Regions from separate parts of the Homo sapiens genome. Here region 1 is linked to region 2. Evidence: read pairs that join two places in POLR2A ChIA-PET (ENCODE). Cell type or tissue: OCI-LY7. All regions are shown on one strand.

Region 1 (2,500 bases), 540 kb after region 2:
AGTAGTGAAGGGGCAGTGAGGAATCGACAGAGGGTCTGGGGGCAATACAAAGCCTAAAATAGCTAAAATAATTATTAGCTAAGGGGCTGTACTTTGGACTTACAGCAAGGCTAGCAACATTACCAAGGGCTTTCTCCAATACAAAGTATTTTATTTTTTATAAAGGGTCAATGTAGTTTCTATATATGGCAGTCATTGAGTAAACTCTCTTCTCAGCTTTAAAACATTCTTCCTTGCCAGCCACAATTACAGGCCATTTTATAATCACTTCCTCCTCCAGCCTCAAAACTGTCCCTGTTCCCTGCTTCCTTTCCCCCTAGATTGACCAACTACATATGGTAGATCATCAAACCCAAGATTTGTCAGGGGGCGGGGGCAGGGGAGGTGGACGGTGAATGAGGAAAGATTATTATTAAGCTACTGCTCATGCCTCAATGAAGCAGTAAAGAATGACATAACCACATGACAAACATACTTAAATTCAAATTCTGGCTTTGCCAGTGTCACTTCAGAATATAATTCTTCTGAGTCTGTTTCCTAATGTACAAAAATGGGGACAGTGATTTCAATCTAGTAGAATTTTTGCAAGGGTAGATTTAGTGAGGTGATGTGTATGGGATAGCATTCAATAGTGCCTGGTACATAGTAAACACCCAAATATTTTTATTTTGTTTTTAACTTGTTTCCATTGGTTTAGTACTTGCTTACCTTTAGGATGTATATGTGTGTGTGTGTGTATGTGTACATGTTATGGAGAAATGGTCATAAGATCTGAACAACAAAAGTATGTTTACTACTTAGCAAACATGTCTGTTGGACAGGTTCTGCTAACATAATGAGAGTGCATTTGTACATTCAGGTAGCTAAGACTTAACAAATCTAAAAATTCCTTACTTCAAAAGTTCAGCTATTTAAAGTGTTTGGTTCACAATTAAAGGAGATTGTGTTTTAAACAATACATACTGTACTTTTTAAAGGTTGTATTAGCACATGCAAACAGTTCACCTTAAAAAAACAGAATGAGTCATAAGGAGTCAGACATGCCATTAATCAGCTCTTAATTATCTTCCATAAAAGAGGGAAGGAAAAAAATAGAGATAACACGAATCTGTGTATAATCCAAAAGGTTCTCTGTGACTTGGAATGAAGCCAGAAAAAGAATCTCATTTTGTTTCACACACTGGCACCTGGTATGGAGATCAACAGTTGCTCAAAGGAATTTTAAATAATTATAATGTGTTAATAGATAATTAATTGGGAATTGATTCTGCAAGGCAAAGTCAAACATTTGTTTTATAATTGTGCAGTTCTTGCAAGAGATCACCTATACTTTTTTTCCCCCATCAGGTATAATGGGTCTCTCCCAAATGGCGATAGAGGAAGGAGGAAAAGTAGGTTTGCTTTGTTTAAAAGACCTAAGGCAAATGGGGTGAAGCCCAGCACTGTGCATATTGCTTGTACTCCTCAGGCTGCAAAGGTAAAAAAAAAAAAAAAAAGCTACATAAATTAACTTGGAGAATTTGAAAGACTTTTATGTGTTGTTTGTATTCTCTAGCATTCCCCTTACATTTCTATTTCAGAAATTGCCTTTTGTTTGGATTGGAGAAGAGACTTTGGAGACATGGTATTTGAAGAGCTGCCATATGGAAGGGGAATTGGACTTTTAAAAAAAAAATGACAAACCAGGATCAGTGGGTGGAAATTAGAAGGAAACACTCTGTTTCCTTATTAAAAGAGGTGGGATGGGGGACAGGGCTTTATCTAGTACTTAGAATTATGCAGCTGTCTGCCCTGAGAAGTGGGAAGTTCCCACTCTGTTACTAGAGGGGTCTCCCTGGACTGGATGAAGAATGTGATGTATAATATGTGTATTCAGGTATTAGAAGCACATTTGGATGAGGTAATTTTTAAACTAAGGGTCTTTACTTAAGATTCTTTGTATTGGTTGTATTCATTTTTGGTTTATAACTTCATATATTTGAGCATAGTACCTTGCACAAAGTAGACCTCAATAATTATTAAGTTGAATCAAAGCTATGAAGGCAATATCCAACTGCATCTACAATATAACTTCTCAACCCCCTAGCCTATTTCATGCTTCTAGCCCCCTTGTATTCTTCTAACAAAATTTCCAGAAGCTGGACCACCATTTCAGGATACTTGGGCTTTTCCTAGAGTGACAGACAAGGAGGGGGAATTTCACATCTTTATATTTTCTGTGAATTCATCTGCCTCCAATTTTATAACACTGACTTTGTGTTACAAAGAATTTAATATTGTAATGAGCAAATAAGAAAAATTAGAAAGAGTTCTTTGACTCCTGGAAGTACCTGTATCTTTAGCTAAGTAGCCCTAGGATGTACATTAATATTATACCATCTGAAGCATATCTTTGTAAATTAAATAAACAAGAGACAGAAAAATTGGCATATGATGTGGTTTTAGGTTGCAGCTTCAGTGTCTGAAGGTAATTGGCTTTTCAGCTTTGTTTTATATCCAG
Region 2 (2,500 bases):
ATGTAGTAGTGGGAGATGTTACTTACTCTTTTAAACGTAAGTACTGTTTCAGTTCCTTTCTGGGCTTTGGATAAGATCCCACTGCCATCACTTTAAGACCCCAGCAAGGAGAATCTGGGCCCCACTGGGCCAGTAGGATCTGACACATCAGTTTGAGACCCTGAGTTTTGTCATTAAAATTGAGTATAAGACATCTTAACTCTGCGTGCAGTATTTTGTTTTCTAATGTCAGTTGTCAGTTGCTATCACAAAAATGCTGTTCATTCCTTTTTGTCCTGCTAAATTAGACACAAATAAGGAAGGCCTTGGGAATCAAGATTAACTGAATAAAGATATCCTCCGGCCTAAACTTGAAATGGCCTGATGAGGAAAAGAAGAAATGGTAATTCTCAAAGTGAGGTTCCCAGACCAGCATCACCCGAAAGTTTGTTGGAAATGCTGATTTGAGGGCTCCTCCCCAGACATGCTGAAAGAGAAATATGGGAGGTGGGGCCCAACGGCCTGTGCTTATCAGGCCTCCAGGTGAACCTAAGGCTTGTCCGTGGTTGAGAAGTGAAGGATGGGAGAGCCGCTCACAGAAGAGCTTCTCAGCTGGAGCTTTCCTGCCTACTCCATATCTCAGCTGCTGGTGCATTGCGCGACCCTGATCCCGCCTGTAAAACCGTTCAACTCCGAGGTCTGTGCAACCCTCCCATTCCTCAGACCCTCCCTCCCAGACACAGTTCACGCTCAAGGACACACACACACACACCTGGCTCTGTTTTTACAGTGCTGCCCTGGCTGCCCCTTGGTGTCTTTCCTCATTATTTCCACTTACTGTTCGTGTATTCAGTGACCATCTATGGAGCATCTTGTGTTGGAGACTACCTTATGCTGAGGGTACAGAAGTGAACAAAACACACACCGTCTGTGCCCTAGGGGGCTCACTATCTTGAGATGGGAAACAGATATGAAGAGACAATCCCACCTTAAATGTAACTTTCAAATAGGCTACAAATCTATTTCCAGCAGTCTCCCGGCCGCCCCCAGCCCACAGTAATCTCTCAGATTGCTTACTGTGGGAGTCACTCAGATTCTGGAATTGCAAAGCCCCAAAAAGTCAAGTCATTCAGGCTCCTGGTCCTCTGGTCCTTTGACTTTTGAGGACACTTCTAGTGACATTTGTTACTTTTGAGCATCTACCCAGATTGTAGCTTTTGAAGGCAGGGTCCTTCCTAATGAAAAGTTGCACAGTTGAAAACTAGTTTTCATGTACAGAGTTGTGTTTAGTATGAAGTTTCCTGGAAAACTCCAGAAGTTTTCATTTATGTCTCTACCAATGAGTTTTGTTCTTTATGTTTGAAACTTAGTTTGCTGCAGTTAATAGCAGTTAAAATTAATGTTTAGAAAACCAGAATGCTAGGAATTTGTTTCTAAAAAGTTTATTGGGGAGGGAGGTCATTTGATCTCAAACCTCATGTTAAGAGCCAATGACTATTCAGTAGAAAAGTGGCTGGGGTTAGTTTTAGGCCCCTTAGGGTGGGCAGAAGATGGAGGAGCACCCACGTGATTCCTCCACGTGGGAGTCTCCAACCCCGCCCTGGAGCTCAGGGGCACTTTGGGTCTTTAGAAAAATTGGGTAGAAGACATGGGTTTTTTAGGCTTTGGTCTTCACCAGCCAAGGGAGGAGATAAAGTGGAGTGTCAAAGCCCCGGGGTGACCTAGGAAGCCAATGGGTCACAGGCCCCCCTTTCGTGAACTCCAGGCCCCCCCTCCGCAGGAACCACAGCACCCCCTCCCTAGAGTCACCTACACGTCCTTAGCTCCTGCTACTGCTTCATCTTCAAGTTGCAGCCCAGCGAAGCCTTTTTGAAAGGTCCCTTGCCTCTCCAAAGGGTGGTTAAAGAGCTATTGTTATTTTCTTAGAGTGCCTGAGGAAAGAGAGGCTTCTGAGGAGCTAGGAGCTGGGCCGACCCTGACCTTGGCCAGCCTGAGCCAGGCCCAGAAAGGCCTGGAGGGGCTGATGCGCCTGGCTTCTTGCCCTCCGGTTCTTGAGGGCATGTCGTGTCTTTTCTCCTTTAAATTGGGCCCTGCTTAAGGAGGTGGTTGTTACACAAAGCCCTGAGAGTGAGAGTTCCCACTGCCCTCCCCCTCTAGGAGTTGGAGGCCTCTTCTGAATATGCTCATTGTAATGTTACTGCAGTGTGTCAGGCAAACTTAAGGAAAATGACTTCACTTTTTATTATGTTGCATTGTATTCCTTTCTGTAACAGCTTAGATAGAATTAGGATTAAAAATCAAGATTATATGCATTTTACAATCTTACTGGGTGTGTGGAGTCAGTTTTGCCTTATAATACAAAACAGAGAAATGGTGGCAAAACTGCCTTGAGGTACACTTCATCAGGGGTCCGTATTCACACCTCTGAGGTGCATCCAAGATTTGGTGTGTGTGTCTGTTCCTGCTTACAGGTTTTGCTTACCGAGCCCTCTGCCCTCCCCTTCCAGGCAGCATTACAGAT

What was found. ChIA-PET counts read pairs that join two places held together with the same protein. Peaks named below come from ENCODE experiments on the same cell type or tissue, not always from the same donor. Only the 100,000 strongest peaks of a DNase experiment are listed, where the experiment ranks them.
Region 1: POLR2A ChIA-PET joins it to region 2 with 5 read pairs; 2 of 35 experiments call an interaction of 5 or more read pairs at or near these places.

The regions. Positions count from the first base shown.
Region 1 is chr2:64,103,678-64,106,177 of GRCh38, reverse strand. It overlaps PELI1 (pellino E3 ubiquitin protein ligase 1), which reads left to right. Exons shown (of 7, transcript NM_020651.4): 3 at 1,348-1,477. Among named protein-coding and RNA genes, the nearest start is that of PELI1, 39 kb to the left of the region's middle. RefSeq lists a silencer at 967-1,167. In OCI-LY7, no CTCF peak of the experiment used is centred here; no DNase peak of the experiment used is centred here; H3K27ac peaks cover 2,500 bases.
Region 2 is chr2:64,639,899-64,642,398 of GRCh38, reverse strand. All of the region lies in intron 1 of SERTAD2 (SERTA domain containing 2), which reads left to right. It overlaps SERTAD2-AS1 (SERTAD2 antisense RNA 1), which reads right to left. Exons shown (of 2, transcript XR_940172.3): 1 at 1-2,500. Among named protein-coding and RNA genes, the nearest start is that of SERTAD2-AS1, 4.2 kb to the right of the region's middle. RefSeq lists an enhancer at 1-181. In OCI-LY7, a CTCF peak has its summit at 921; no DNase peak of the experiment used is centred here; H3K4me3 peaks cover 2,500 bases; H3K27ac peaks cover 2,500 bases.